2 separate regions of the Homo sapiens genome follow, and region 2 is linked to region 1. Evidence: read pairs that join two places in POLR2A ChIA-PET (ENCODE). Cell type or tissue: PC-3. All regions are shown on one strand. Each heading gives the region's core, and the rest is flanking DNA. Links, peaks and the distances in the headings are about the cores only.

The links. Peaks named below come from ENCODE experiments on the same cell type or tissue, not always from the same donor. Only the 100,000 strongest peaks of a DNase experiment are listed, where the experiment ranks them.
Region 2: POLR2A ChIA-PET joins it to region 1 with 12 read pairs; 2 of 35 experiments call an interaction of 5 or more read pairs at or near these places.

The regions. Positions count from the first base shown.
Region 1 is chr5:75,563,176-75,571,520 of GRCh38, forward strand. POLK (DNA polymerase kappa) reads left to right here. Exons shown (of 15, transcript NM_016218.6): 4 at 6,165-6,317. Among named protein-coding and RNA genes, the nearest start is that of ANKDD1B, 44 kb to the right of the region's middle. RefSeq lists enhancers at 2,405-3,604, 3,559-3,778, 3,799-3,878. In PC-3, for the core only: no CTCF peak of the experiment used is centred there; DNase peaks (open chromatin) are centred at 3,006, 3,876 and 4,736; H3K4me3 peaks cover 1,862 bases; H3K27ac peaks cover 3,198 bases.
Region 2 is chr5:75,453,647-75,461,991 of GRCh38, forward strand. It overlaps CERT1 (ceramide transporter 1), which reads right to left. Exons shown (of 17, transcript NM_001379029.1): 3 at 5,419-5,535. Among named protein-coding and RNA genes, the nearest start is that of CERT1, 54 kb to the right of the region's middle. In PC-3, for the core only: no CTCF peak of the experiment used is centred there; no DNase peak of the experiment used is centred there.

The DNA of each region.
Region 1 (8,345 bases), core at 191-8,190:
GGTCTTGAACTCCCAACCGCAGGTGATCTGCCCGCTTCAGCCTCCCAAAGTGCTGGGATTACAGACGTGAGCCACTGTATCTGGCTGTGAATCTGTCTGGTCCTGGACTTTTTTTTGGTTGGTAGTCTGGCTAGCAGTCTGCTTATTTTGTTAATCTTTTCAAAAAAACCAGCTCCTGAACTCATTGATTTTTTTAAGGGATTTTCGTGTCTCTATCTCCTTCAGTTTTGCTCTGATCTCAGTTATTTCTTGTCTTCTGCTAGCTGTTGAATTTGTTTGCTCTTGCTTTTCTAATTATTTTAATTGTGATGTTAGGGTGTTGATTTTAGATCGTTCCTGCTTTCTCCTATGGGCATTTAGTGCTATAAATTTACCTCTAAACACTGCTTTAGCTGTGTCCCAGAGATTCTGGTACATTGTGTCTTTGTTCTCTTATTGATTTCAAAGAACTTACTTATTTCTGCCTTAATTTCATATTTATCCAGGAGTCATTCATGAGCAGGTTGTTCAGTTTCCACGTAGTTGTGCAATTTTGAGTGAGTTTCTTAATCCTGAGTTCTAATTTGATTGCGCTGTGGTCTGAGAGACTGTTATGATTTCTGTTCTTTTGCATTTGCTGAGGAGTGTTTTACTTCCAATTATGTGGTCAATTTTAGAATAATTGCGATGTGTTGCTGAGAAGAATGTATATCCTGTTGATTTGGGGTGGAAAGTTCTGTAGATGTCTATTAGGTCTGCTTGGTCCAGAGCTGAGTTCAAGTCCTGAATATCCATGTTAATTTTCTGTCTCGTTGATCTGTCTAATGTTGACAGTGGGGTGTTAAAGTCTCCCACTGTTATTGTGTGGGAGTCTAAGTCTCTTTGTAGGTCTCTAAGAACTTGCTTTATGAATCTGGGTGCTACTGCATTGGGTGCATATATGTTTAGGATAGTTAGCTCTTCTTGTTACATTGATCCCTTTACCATTATGTAATGCCCTTCTTTGTCTCTTTTCATCTTTGTTGGTTTAAAATCTGTTTTATCGGAGACTGGGATTGCAACCCCTGCTTTTTTTTCTTCTTTCTTTCTTTCTTTCTTTTCTTTCTTTCCTTTCTTTTTTGTTTGGTAAATCTTCCTCCATGTCTTTATTTTGAGCCGTTGTGTGTCTTTGCACATGGGATGGGTCTCCTGAATAGAGCACACTGATGGGTCTTGACTCTTTATCCAATTTGCCAGTCTGTGTCTTTTAATTGGGGCATTTATTTTGATCCTGTCATAATGATGCTAGCTGGTTATTTTGCCCATTAGTTGATACAGGTTCTTCAAGTGTCAGTGGTCTTTACATTTTGGTATGCTTTTGCAGTGCCTGGTACCGGTTTTTCCTTTCCATATTCAGTGCTTCCTTCAGGAGCTCTTGTAAGGCAGGCCTGGTGGTGACAGAATTCCTCAGCATTTGCTTGTCTGTAAAGGATTTTATTTCTCCTTCACTTATGAAGCTTAATTTAGCTGGATATGAAATTCTGGGTTGAAAATTCTTTAAGAATGTTGAATGTTGGCCCCCACTCTGTTCTGGCTTGTAGGGTTTCTGCAGAGAGATCTGCCGTTATTCTGATGGACTTCCCTTTGTAACCTGACCTTTCTCTCTGGCTGCCCTTAACATTTTTTCCTTCATTTCAACCTTGGTGAATCTGATGATTATGTGTCTTGGGGTTGCTCTTCTCGAGGAGTATCTTGTGTTTTTCTTTGTATTTCCTGAATTTGAGTGTTGGCGTTTCTTGCTAGGTTGGGGAAGTTCTCCTGGATAATATCCTGAAGAGTGTTTTCCAACTTGGTTCCATTCTTCTTGTCAGTTTTAGTTTCACCAATCAAATGTAGGTTTGGTCTTTTCACATAGTCCCATATTTCTAAGAGGCTTTGTTTGTTCCTTTTATTCTTTTTTCTCTAACCTTGTCTTCATGTTTTATTTCATTAAGTTGATCTTCAGTCTCTGATATCCTTTCTTCCGCTTGATCAATTCAGCTATTGATACTTGTGTATGCTTCCCGAAGTTCTTGTGCTGTGTTTTTCAGCTCCATCAGGTCATTTATGTTCTTCTCTAAACTGGTTATTCTAGTTAGCAGTTCCTGTAACCTTTTATCAAGGTTCTTAGCTTCCTTGTGTTGGGTTAGAATATGCTCCTTTAGCTCGGAGGACTTTGTTATTACCCACCTTCTGAAGCCTACTTCTGTCAATTTGTCAAACTCATTCTCCATCCAGTTTTGTTCCCTTGCTGGCATGAAGTTGGGATTCTTTGGAGGAACAGAGGTGTTCTGTTATTTGGAATTTTCAGCCTTTTTGCACTGTTTTTTCCTCATCTTTGTGGATTTATCTACCTTTAGTGTTTGATTTTGGTAACCTTTGAATGGCGTTTTTGCGTGGTTATCCTCTTTGTTGATGTTGATGCTGTTGCTTTCTGTTTGTTATTTTTCCTTCTAGCAGGACCCTCTTCTGAAGTTCTGCTGGAGTTTGCTGGAGGTCTACTCCAGACCCTGTTTGCCTGGGTATCACCAGTGGAGGCTGCAGAACAGCAAAGATTGCTGCCTGTTCCTTCCTCTGGAAGCTTCATCCCAGAGGGGCACCATCAGATGCCAGCTGGAGCTCTCCTGTATGAGGTGTCTGTCAACCCCTGCCATCAGGAGGCATTGGGGTCAGGCACCCACTTGAGGAGGCAGTCTGTTCCTTAGCAGAGCTTGAGCGCTGTGCTGGGCGATCCGCTGCTCTCTTCAGAGCCAGCAGGCAGGAATGTTTAAGTCTGCTGAAGCTGTGCCCACAACTGCCCCTTTCCCCTGGTGCTCTGTCCTAGGGAGATGGGAGTTTTATCAATAAGCCCCTGACTGGGGTTGTGGCCTTTCTTTCAGAGATGCCCTGCCCAGAGAGGAGGAATCTAGGAAGGCAGTCTGGCTACAGTGGCCTTGCCAAGCTGTGGTGGGTTCCACCCAGTTCGAACTTCCCACTGGGTTTGTTTACACTGTGAGGGGAAAACCACCTACTCAGGCCTCAGTAATGGATGACGCACCTCCCTTCACCAAGCTGGAGTGTCCCAGGTCAACTTCAGACTGCTCTGCCAGCAGCGAGAATTTCAAGCCAGTGGATCTTAGCTTGCTGGGCTCCGTGGGCGTGGGATCCGCTGAGCCAGACCACTCAGCTCCCTGGCTTCAGCCCCGTTTCCCAGGGAATGAACGGTTCTGTCTCTCTGGCGTTCAGGCACCACTGGGGTATGAAAAAAAACTCCTGCAGCTAGCTCAGTGTCTGCCCAAATGGCCGCCCAGTTTTGTGCTTGAAACCCAGGGCCCTGGTTGTGTAGGCACCCCGTGAAATCTCCTGGTCTCCAGGTTGTGAAGACAGTGGGAAAAGCGTAATATCTAGGCTGGATAGCACCATCCCTCACCAACGGCACAGTCCCTCACGGCTTCCCTTGGCTAGGGGAGGGAGTTCCCAGACCCCTTGTGCTTCCCAGGTGAGGTGACACCCCACCCTGCTTCTCCTAGCCTTTCGTGGCCTGCACCCACTTTCTAATCAGTCCCAGTGAGGTGAGCCGGGTACCTCAGTTGGAAATGCAGAAATCACCTGCCTTCTGCCTTGGTCTCACTGGGAGCTGCAGCCATCTTACCCGGGAATCCCCGAAGCCGTTATTCTTAACGAGTGTGACACACACCAGTTTTGAGCAGTAGCAAAAGGAACAACGTGCATGTTGGAGACTCAGATCAGAACTTGAAAGTCATTGGAAAATGGAAGAAAGGACAATATGAATGGGGATTTCAGTTGAAGAAACTTTTAAAAGCAGTAGTGGCATGCATCTGGTTGATGTAGAAAGAAAAGAGTTCAGACAAGGGTGACTAATGAGAGATAGTAAAGGAAAGTGGAATGTATGAGTCATGCAGTGGAGAGGTTTCCTTTTGGCAACTACACTTGCTTTAAGCACAAAAAAAGAGAATAGCTTGCTGAAGACATTATTATAGCATTAATATATGAGTCTGAGGAGAATTTTTTCCCATTTGACTTGCTTTCTATTTATTATCTTTTTCTTTTCTAGATGATTCCATGTCCAAGTATTTCAGATGCCACTTTCTTATTCTCATTTGACTGTTATTTCTTAGGTATATTTTCTGGATTAAAATAGAGTAGTTTTTAGTTTACATTTGTTTTTGTTAATCTCCATAATTTGTTTATATGTGGTCATGGTGCTATTCTCTGGTTCAGAATTGAGGTACTAAAAGAAGTAGGTTTTAATTAGCATGTTAAATTTTGGTAATATTGAAAGGTTCCATTTATTAGGTATGGGATTTTACTGTAAGAAGTTAGCCTTCTTCAAGATTTTTCTACTAGTACTCCTTTCACTTTTTAAACCAACTTTAATATACTGCTATAAATTCATTATTTTTCTCCTTCTAGTCTCCCCTCCCCGTCTCTCTTGTGAGAAAATAATTTGAAATCAGATAAGGTCTTTCTCCTGAAGGAACTGACAATTTAGTATCTAATACAGTAAGTGCCATGCAAGAGCAGGAAAGCAAGGAACATTAAATTCTGTGGCACAGAGGACAGACATTCCATTAAGATACGAAGAGATATTTCAGCTGATCCTTGAAGGCTTGTGACAGAGCTTGGAAAGGCACTCTAGACAGAGGAACAGCCTGAGGAAGGCATAGAGCAACCCAGGTCATTCAGTGAGCTGTAGCCTAAACAAGGGGAAGCCTCCTACAGATTTCACTGTACCTCCTGTAGACAAACATGAGTCAGGGTGATTGCTTCTAAAAGAGGAGTTATAGTTTTAACCTGCGACTAGTGGGCAGCTAGTGTCACAGTAAGACTAAGAAGGAAGGACATAAAAAAAATTCTGCAGAGTGGAGGCAAAGCTGGAGTACAACATGAGGGAAAAAGCCACATATACACCTATAGCTCTCCACCTTTGAGAAAACTTGCTAGAGGGAACTCCACGTTCCATAGATGACCCCACTTGCTCATTGCTGGCTGTTTTTCTCTCAGTTTTTAATGTTTTATTATGCAGCTATCCATTGATCCTTTTAGTAATAGATGTATTTATTGAACTTGTGCCATGTACCAGGTACTGTTCTATGTTCTGTATATTTTCCAGCTTATTTAATAGCTTTCTTATGATTTTTACTTTAATGGTCTTGGTAACTTCCCTATGTTGCATAGATCACAACTATTACACAGCCACCTCCAGCTGCAGGGTAAGCTGGGAAAGTGAGTATTTAGCCTTTCTTGCCTTGATAGTGGAGGCCGGCCACAAAAATGGAAGTTAGAAATGAGTATGTCTGCTGCAAAATCACTTTTCTTACTTGCTTCCTTTGTTTATTTCTACCCCCTTTCATTTCTTTCTCGTTGTAAAACTAAGTTGTTAGTTTTCTCTGAAGAAACTAAAATTCTTTAAAGATTAAGAATCTTCACTATTGTATTTGACATATATATTAAAGTTCATGAAGAATAAATTACAGCTTGGGTTTTAAATTTTACTTGTATAGATTAACATCAAATTTTAACATTATAAAAGCAATTCTACAGAGGAACATTTACATTATGCTACAGTATCTTCAGTTGTACCTTCCTGTTCAGCATAAACATCATATGCCAAAGAGGTACTATATTTTGTTGTATATTTCCTTTGTTGCTTTTTTAAGACATTATTATTATGAATCAAATGTCAGTTGTTTATTTTACTTACATTGAAGCTTTTAGTTATAGTGAGTTGGACTCCAAATTTATAAAGCAGTAGAATCATTTGATAAAAGCAGTTGGATTAGATCATTCATTCATTAAATATTAAGTTCCTGTTATGTGCCTAAGGGTATGGAGAGATGAAAGGGTTAGTAGGGAATTATATTTGAGGATAGGCTGTCTCTATGAAAATAAAAGCAATTACCAATTTTAATTTAAAAAACAATACAATATACATAGATAAACACTTATAAACAATAATAAAATATAAACCCATAAACACCCATGAACAACAAAATACACACCCATAAGTAAGTGGATGGGTGGATGGATGAATGGATGGATGGATGGATGAATGGGTGTGTGGACAGAGACTGATAGACACTTAATAAATTAAGATTAATGTTGTGGTTAATGGTGTTTCAATATTATGTTGTCTAAAAGTATGTTAACTTTTTTAAAAAATTAAGGTTGACAGATTTGCAATGGAATTAGAACAAAGCCGAAATTTGAGCAATACCATAGTGCACATTGACATGGATGCTTTCTATGCAGCTGTAGAAATGAGGGACAATCCAGAATTGAAGGATAAACCCATTGCTGTAGGATCAATGAGTATGCTGGTAAGTAAAGATCAAATACAAAAAGGAAATTTTATAACGTACTCAAGTAAGCTTTACTGTTTCATGAAGGGGGAATTCTTTATTGAGGTCTACCAGTTTGCTGAGTATTTTTCTGGGTGCCTTATATATGACTCAATTACTGAATCCTTTCAACATACTTTAAGGCAGGGGACCCCAACCCCCAGTTCACAGATTGGTATTGGTCCATGGTCTGTTAGGAACTGGGCCTCACAACAGGAGGTGAGCGTCAGGCAAGCAAACGAAGCTTCGTCTGTATTTACAACCACTTCCCATCACTTGCAGTATGCCCGAGCTCTGTCAGATCAGTTGTGGCATTAGATTCTCATAGGAGTGCAAACTCTATTGTGAACTGCACATGTGAGGGATCCAGGTTACATACTCATTATGAGAATCAAATGCCTGATGATCTATCACTGTCTCCCATCACCCCCAGATGGGATTCTCTAATTGCAGGAAAACAAGCTTAGGGCTCCCATTGATTCTACATTATGGTGAGTTGTGTAATTATTTCATTATATATTACAATGTAATTATAATAGGAATAAAGTGCACAATAAATGTGACGTGCTTGAATCATCTCAAAACTATCACCCCACCAGTCCGTGGAAAAATTGTCTTCCACGAAACCAGTCTCTGGTGCCAAAAAGGTTAGGAACTGCTGCTTTAAGGTACTAGTTTTTATTTCCATTTGGCAAAAAAGAAAACTCAGAGAGATGTTTAATAACTTGCCCAAAGTTACAAACCTAATAATTTCCATGGCAAATTAAATTTTTCCATAAGTAACCGTTCTAGTTAAAGAGAGTTGAAGAAGAAAGAAAAGGAAATGTTATTCTAAAGTATTAATAGAGATTTTCAAACTGATCTGCAGGCCAAATCCAGCTTTTTATTGGAACAAAGTCACACCCATTTATTTATTACTATTGTTGCACTAAAAGAGCAGAGTTCAATAATTAAGTGATCTGCAAAGCCTAAAATGATTACTATCTGGACTTCCACAGAAAAGAAAAGGTTTGCCAACCCTAGTTCTGGAATAACATACTTCGTTAATAGAGTACATTTAGAATGCAGTTAAATTGTTTTTCCCATGACTTAGAACTTTTGCTTTTCTGATTACTGAGTTGCTCTTCCTTTTTACCACTCTAACCTTAGAAGAACCAGGATAGCTATGTGTGGCTGAAAGTGTGTTGGAAATTAAAAGTAGCAACTAAAATAGATGAGATAATATTTAAAAAGTATTAGAAAAACAAGAAGAGTTCTTCCCTGTTCCTAACTCCTTCCCATGCCTTAGATAGCTACAAAACTAATTCTTACTGAGTGATTATTTTATTATAAAACTATAATCTGTTTGTTTTTTTATCTCTGCCTCTGTGAGTATGCAGGCAGCTGATAAGTCTGATTCCAAAACACTGTTTTTTGAAAGGAAACTCCCCTTTCCTACAAATCATCAATAAATATTTCAAAAAATATATTTAATTTTATTAAGATATAACACCATAAATTTATGTATGTTTATGTATGTGTATACATACAAACTTGCTGTAGCCATGTTAAAGCTAAACCAACTGCTTTTGAAATCTACAAAATATTTTCTTTCCTACAATTTCTGTCCTCCTAAAAATCAGTTATTGTTTCTAAATTCAAAATTATTGTTATATTTAAACAAAGATTACCCCTTTTGTATGTTGAACAAATAGTTTTCCCTTCTACTAAGCATAACTTTTTGTCCTATTAAACATATGAAAGTATATCTACAAATTAATGGGAGTGATTGTTTGATTATTCCCACTGATAAAATTCTTTTTTGGCGAATTTGATGGATTTTTGAAATGTTCTAACTTGGCACTGAGAGTTGCAACTGAGATCCTACAGCAGTTACCTATTGCTGCATAACAGCCTCCCCCAGTATTTAGTGGACAGCCAAAATTTATTTGCTCATGATTCTGTAATTTGAGCAGAGTGCGATGGCGATGGCTCAACCTTGCTCTACCTGGAGTTGGCTAGGGCAAT
Region 2 (8,345 bases), core at 264-8,263, 110 kb before region 1:
TAATAATGCTAATCTCATGAAAGTGAGGAAAAAAATGAGATAATATATATAAATTGTTTATCATGTTAGGCATACATAAATCCTCAAAAATGTTAGCTATCTTCATCACTATCACCATTATTATTGTTTAGAAGTCCTGTAAAATAAAACTCATTTTGTTTGCACGCGTGTATGTATGTGAGAGAGAGAGAGAGAGAGCACGAGTGGAGGGTGCGTGAATGTGCATGTGTGAAACAGATCAATACAAAGAATTTATAATCAGCATAAGGGTCTTCTGGGAAGGATGGAAAAGAAACCCCCGACCTCTTCCTCCAGATGTTGAAAATAACTAAAACCTTCCAGGTAAGCCCTAACAAAAGCCCATCCAATGGCATCAGAACAGAAAAATACAGGTCTACTAATGGCAAGTGGTGCACTGATGAAGTAACTGTGAAATGAACTGAATAAGCTGGAATTATGGGTGCCCAGGCTAACCGCAAAGTATAATACTATTGTTTTATCATGGATAGGTTATTTTGTTGCTTATTTTTGTTAAGGTGTGGGGGTGCTGAGGGTATGGTAACACATACCGTAAACTATCATTATTTTCCTCCTTTCAATAACTTACCAAGGCCACTTAGCTAGTATTAGTTGGTGCTAATGCAGTTTTTGCATTGTTGAAATTTGCCGTTTGATATTGGATTACATTCTTAAATAAATGTGGTTATATTATACATTATTTTAATGTGCATTTCTTGCTTTGTTTTTTGCTAATGACTTATTACTTGCTGTTTATATCTATTTTAGACTACAAAAATGATGTCAGACAAAAAGCAAATAAAGCAAATTCAAAAGATTTTCTTATTTGAGTGCAAAATGGGTCATAAAGCAGCAGAGACAACCTGCAACATCAACAATGCATTTGGCCCAGGAACTGCTAACGAACATACAGTGCGGTGGTGTTTCAAGAAGTTTGCAAAGGAGATGAGAGCCTTCAAGATGAGAAGAGTAGTGGCTGGCCATCTGAAGTTGACAACGACCAACTAAGACCAATCATGGAAGCTGATCCTCTTACAACTACACAAGAAGTTGCCGAAGAACTCAATGTCGACCATTCTACAGTTGTTTGGGATTTGAAGCAAATTGGAAAGGTGAAAAAACTCAATTAAGTGGATGCCTCATGAGCTGAGTGAAAATTTTAAAAATCGCAAGTTTTGAAGTGTCATCTTCTCTTATTCTACACAACAATAAAGAACCATTTCTTGATCGGATTGTGACATGTGACGAAAAGTGGATTTTATACAGCAACTGGTGACGACCAGCTCAGTGGCTGGACCAAGAAGAAGTTCCAAAGCACTTCCCAAAGCCAAACTTGCACCAAAAAAAGGTCATGGTCACTGTTTGGTGGTCTGCTGCCGGTCTGAACCACTACAGCTTTCTGAATCCCGGTGAAACCATTACATCTGAAAAGTATGTTCAGCAAATAGATGCGATGCAATGCCTACAGCCAGCACTGGTCAACAGAAAGGGCCCAATTCTTCTTCACAATGTCTTGACTGCACATTGCACAACCAATGTTTCAAAAGTTGAACAAACTGGGCTACAAAGTTTTGCCTCATCCGCCATATTCACCTGACCTCTTGCCAACTGACTACCACTTCTTCAAGCATCTTGACAACTTTTTGCAGGGAAAATGCTTCCACAACCAGCAGGATGCAGAAAATGCTTTCCAAGAGTTTGTAGAATCCCGAAGCACAGATTTTTATGCTACAGGAATAAACAAACTTATTTCTTATTGGTAAAAATGTGTTGATTGTAATGGTTCCTATTTTGATTAATAAAGATGTGTTTGAGCCTAGTTAAAATGATTTAAAAAATCATGGTCCAAAATCACAGTTACTTTTGCACTAGTCTAATACATAGTAGTGCCAGGATTCAAATCCACATTTGCCAGACTCTGGAGTCTGAAATCCGCTACTGAAACAGTTACCAATATAATATACTGTCCTGTTTGACAATCCACGGGCGAAAAGAAAAATGAGTTCATATTTATCTTGCATAGGTATAGTAGGAGAACTCAGATTATACACCACAATTTGCAGGAGGTTAGCTCATGGGAATTGTTCATAAACAGTCCGTTTACTAATGGTAACAGACAGACAAGAGAATTAACACAAAATTGAATACTCAGAAATCACAAACTAAAAGACAGTACAGTCTCAGGCAAATTACTTAATTTTAATCTAAACCTGTTTCCTCTTCTGCAAAATACTACTTTATTTTTCAGGATAGTAGGGAGAAAATAAAACACATAAAGCACTTAATACAATGATTAGTACTTGGTGATCCTCAATAAGTGTTAGCTCCTATCATTATCATCATTATGCCTGTACAGTTTTATATAGAGGATCAAGACGATAATGCATACTTAAATAGTAAAATTACTAAACTTAGCTTCCACAATCAATATTCCTTAATGATACTGAAGAATGAATCAAGAAACATCTCACTAGCCCTGGTCTATGGGAGGAAAAAAAACAATGACAACATTTGAAATTTCTCCTTCTTACATGTTAAATAACTCAACAATTTACTTTTAGAATTCATATTCTAAATATGAATTCACTTAAATATTCACTGATAGGCTGCTCAGTTGGCATACATCACATATTTTACTTTAGTACATTAAATAATATTAACAACAATTAACAATGATTTCTCCTAGTCTACAAATAAACTATCTTTAAAAATAAGAAAGGGTGGCTGGCTGCAGAGGCTGACACCTGTAATCCCAGCATTTTGGGAAGCTGGCATGGGCAGATCACTTGAGTTCAGGGGTTCAAGATCAGCCTGGGCAACATGGCGAAACCGTGTCTCTACCAAAAATACAAAAAATTAATTAGCCAGGCACGGTGGTGCATGCCTGTAGTCCCAGCTACTTGGGAGGCTAAGGTGAGAGGATCGTTTGAACCGAGGAGGCAGAGGCTGAAGTGAGCCGAGATCACACTCCATGCTGGGTGACAAAGTGACCTCATCTCAAAAAAAAAAAAAAAAAAAAAAAGAAAGGGCAAACTTGTACAATGCATCACAACCCTGCAGTTGAGTATTTTTTTCAGGAACTAAAAATCACTCAAAATTTGTTATCTCAGCTTAAGTCCCACTGCTCTGAGAGAGACCCAAAGATTAAATCTATCCATTGTTCAAAGATGTAAAGAAATCAACACTAAAGGAGAAATATATACTTCGTGCATTAATCTTCACTAAAGGAAGAAAACACAAAACGGGAACCTTGCAAAGGAACTGTCATTGGACTTAACAGAGAAAAGTGAGCAAAATAAAATATGTTTAATTAAAACAGAAAAAAACTTGCCCTGTAATAAAAATCAACTGATTAAGCCCTTAAAGGTCATCTCCATTAAAAATATAGAAATTAATTCTACTTAATAACATCTTTAATCACTAGTGAGACGGCTGGCCCTGATTAAATAACATGAAACAGGCTGTTCTCCTTATATGCACATTTAGCTTCTCTCACCTAACGTAAAACTCTTCATCCAGAAACAAGATGGTATAATTTAGTGAATTTAGTTGAGACTCCAAGTCTCTTGCTTTTCCTATATGCCATAAATGGGGAAATACATCAGTCATTCTGGTAAGTAACTTTGCATATTATCTCATTTATGTCTTACTACTACTTTGAGCAGAAGTACCAACATGGCAGCTGAGAATAAACACTAAGAAGAGGTTAATTAACACAGCCAAGCTCACATATGTCATACATGGCAGAGGCTGCATGCATGGCCTGGCTCCAGAGCATTGAGATTTTTTGAATAGTAGCTCATTTCTCTTTTAAATAATAGAAAAACAATAATTTTTTTCCATATTTAGACTTTTCTGAAGTAACATTACCAAGATAACTAAGACTTAGAAAATGTTTTAAAAACTTAACACTAAAGTTTAAATATATAGTCCTAAAGCTAAAACAAAGAAAAAAAAGAAAGGTAACATAGTCAATTTTATTTAGGCTGGGAGAAATCTTAAATCAATAAACCAAGAAAGAAAAGCTAATACGATTGATAAAGAAGTATGCAATTGTGAAATCTCAGGTGAGACTGGTTTTTCTTGGGTGTGTGGGTGTAGGGGTGTGTGTGTGTGTTTTGTGCTTGTTAAAAATACCCAAAACAGTGCCTGAGATTTCACAATCGCATACTTCTTTATCAATCGTGTTAGCTTTTCTTTCTCAAGCCAGACTGGTTTTTCTTGGGTGTATGGGTATAGGCGCGCGTGTGTGTGTGTGTGTGGTGTGTGTGTGTGTGTTTTGTGCCTGTTAAAAATGTGTGTGTGTGTGTGTGTGTGGTATGTGTGTGTGTGTTTTGTGCCTGTTAGAAATAACCAAAACAGGTGTTTCAACTACAACTTTGTGAAACTCAAACGAACAAGTATAGGCAAGTACGTAAACAAGCAAAACTTCTCTTAAGTCATACTCAAGAATGACATGGTGGATTTAGAACGTTCTCTGTTTTATCATGGTATTACTGAATTAGCTAATAATACAGATTTATTAATGTATTTCTTTAGTCTACTTAATATTTATTAACAGAAGTCAAAGACTAGCTTAAATTATATGAATGTACCTTATATATTTATATAAAAAAGACTTTCTATAGGTTTATCATTAGATAGCCTCACATTTACAAAGAATAACTGATTTACAAATGTTCGTACTAAGAATTTACCCAAAAAGTTATAACAAAAATCAACATTGAAACTTTTATAAGTTGGGGTTTTATAATCCAATGTTATTTCAAAAATCCTTTTATTTAGATCATTAAAAAGGTATTTATTATGAAGCAAAACCTAAATAAAAAATCGAAATGTGTTTTATGAAAAAGGGTATATTTTTGATGTAGTTAACAATGAAAAATATTTATCTTTTTTTTTTTTGAGATGGAGTCTTGCTCTGTTGCCCAGGCTGGAGTGCAGTAGCCCAATCTTGGCTTACCGCAACCTCTGCCTCCCGGATTCAAGCGGTTCTACTGCCTCAGCCTCCTGAGTAGGTGGGATTACAGGTGCTCACCACTAAGCACGGCTAATTTTTGTATTTTTAGTAGAAAAGGGATTTCACCATGCTGGCCAGGCTGGTATTGCTCCTGACCTCAGCTGATCCACCTGCCTCGGCCTCCCAAAGTGCTGGGAATACAGGCGTGAGCCACCATGCCCAGCCGAGTAATATTTATCATAGCAAATACCCTTAGTACAACTAAAGTGTTAAAAATAAAAATTATTTCAAAAATTTACATATGAACTGCTTTAATCTTTATCATCCAAATAATGTTCAATGTTTCAGTAACTAATGTCACATGTCAACTTTTTTTTTAAGGTATTGTCAACAATCTCTTACCTAGTCCTCCATGGACAGGTAAACATTAGGGATCTTACCTTGTGCTGTTCAATGGCATCTATCCATTGCTGTCTATGATCTGGATCCTGAGCACGAAGATACCAAACACTATCATTTACACTAATATCAAATCGACATTCATCAAAATCGTGAGGCTGTGGAGAAAAAGTAGAAAATGAAAAGCAAAGCTAATTATATCCTTAGAAGTGTTACACCCCAAAGCCAAAACATGAACATACTCATTCTGTGCTGGTGGGAGACTTGTTACTTTTTATTTTTCTGCTCAAATAACTTGTCTGAAGATAAGAATGTACAAAGGCACAGTTACCAAAAGCCAAATTTCACTCACTACTCTTACAAATGAGTTGTCACATATGCTACAAACATCTATTTCTAAAACAGAGCTGATATTTTTCATCAAATGCTTTGAGTTAACTAGTGAGAACACCACCAAAAGGATAACTTTTATTTTTATTTATTTTTGAGGTGAGGGTCTTGCTCTATTGCCCAGGTTGGAGTGCAATGGCATGAACACAGCCTCACTCCAGCCTTGAACTCCTGGGTTCAGGTGATCCTCATGCCTCCCAACTGGGACTACTGGCACATACCACCATGCCCTGCTAATTTTTAAAATTTTTTAAAAATGTAGGCTTGCTGGCTGGGCACGGTGGCTCATGCATGTAATCCCAGCACTTTGGAAGGCCAAGGCAGGTGGGTCACGAGGTCAGGAGTTCAAGACCAGCCTGGCCAAGATGGTGAAATCCTGTCTCTACTAAAAATACAAAAATCAGCTGGGCGTGGTGGTGGGCACCTGTAATCCCAGCTACTTGGGAGGCTGAGGCAGAGAATTGCTTAAACCCGGGAGGCCGAGGTTTCAGTGAGCCGAGATTGCGCCACTGCTCTCCAGCCTGGGTGACAGAGTGAGTCCTCCGTCTCAAAAAAAAAAAAAAAAAAAAAAAAAAAGATGGAGCCTTGCTATGTTGCCCAGGCTGGTCTCGAACTCCTGGCCTTAAACAATCCTCCCACCTTGGCCTCTCATGTTGCTGGGGTTACAGGCACAAGCTATTGTGCCGAGCTAAAAGCATATATATTTTTTAAGGCCAAAATAAGTTTTAGAGTAGACATTTACTACTTTTTTCTTACTCCATTATTCAAAAGTAAATGCCCATTAATAATTTTATTTCATTAAATATTCTTGATATCTCATTTATCAAATCTTATGAAATTTAACAAAGCAAGATAAAAATGTTAACATTTCCCTTTAAGTATCTAAAATTAACTTCTAGGCTTTTACATGTCTTTGATAGTAACAACCAGGAGCACTTCCAGCTAAAGGAAAAAAATAAAATGAATATTACATAAGATCTACATGAGCTATCTAGAGAAAACTCCGCATTAAGGTGTAAACATTTAGTGAAAATGTCAACTTTTTGATTCAGTGCTCTTGACTCAAGAATATAAAAAATGAATGTTTTACATCCTTGTTTTTAATCTCAATAAATGAATTAAAATATGACAGGAATACATCACATTTACCACCTCTTTTTCCACCAGATACAGTAGAGAGAGTCAATCAATATCCTCTCCTAAAAAGATTCTTAACCTTGGAGGGAAAAGAATCCGCTCTGGGCAACACGACAGTGAACTTATTTGCTTAACACAATTTACATCCTGTACTCCTCCCAGGGTTTATTGTTTATTCTCTCCCTCCCTTAACAACATCCACCTTTTATCTCATCAGTTTATTTAGCAAACACAATATAAACTAACTCTACCATTTTCTTTAGGCTATGAAACAACTTAAGATAAGAAATCATGGTTCTGACTGATTAAAGGATTCAAGTTAAATTTCCTGAATCAGTATGTGCTGGACAATAATAAACCTACAAATGAGAAGTAGAGTGTGCTAGAAAGAAGCAAAAGGGAAAAACAATGCATATCCTGCTTCAGTAATTATAAATACAGAAAGACATAAGCGATAACGTCCAACATTCATAAATAATGATCATAAATTTAACTGAATTATAAATATCCAGGCATGTTAAGAATCAAGTCTAATTACTGAGAATAGCTTCTTGGAGGAAATGAAACATATGCTATGTAAAGCAGGAGTCCCCAGACTCTAGGTCACAAACCCGTGCCAGTCCATGGGCTGTTAGTAACTGGGCCGCACAGCAGGCAGTAAGCAGCAGGCAAGCAAGCATTACCACCTGAGCTCTGCCTCCTGTCAGATCAGCAGCGGCATTAGATCCTCATAGGAGCACAAACCCTACAACGAACTGTGTATACAAAGGATCTAGGTTGTTCGCTCCTTATGAGAATCTAATGGTTGATGATCTGAGGTGGAAGAGTTTCATCCCAAAGCCATCCCCCGTCACCCACTACATGGAAAAATTGTCTTTCATGAAACTGGTCCCTGGTGCCAAAAAGATTGGGAAATGCTAATCTAAAGAACCAAATAAAGTAAAGCAGATGATCAGTCTATTGCTGTAAGTAGCCCAGGAGTTTTAAACTTTTACTCCATGATAATTCCCATTATATTTCCAGCCAGTATTTCTTAAAATGTTTTACATTTTGTAATGTGTTAAATATACTTATTAAAGTTTTAGAAAAATAAAAGAACATATAGCTCATAATTCACCATTTTCTCTGGCAAACACCTTCTTATGCAGACAAGGGAGCCATTTCTACCATCTATGATCTGGAGCATAGGTGGCACAGAAGAGAAAAGCATGAATTGTAAGTGGTATAGAAAGTCTGTGAATAACACAAAAGTTTTACATCTCAACAAAGTGAAAAAAAAAAAAAAAACGAGAGAAGATGAGTCTACAGGGCAAAGGAAATGACAGATTTGGTTAAGAGGATGTATTATGCAATAAAGCTCACATCACTATATTACACACACATATGTGCCCCAAACTTCTAACAGATTGTTTCATTCAGTAACAATCAATCCTGTCTTTAT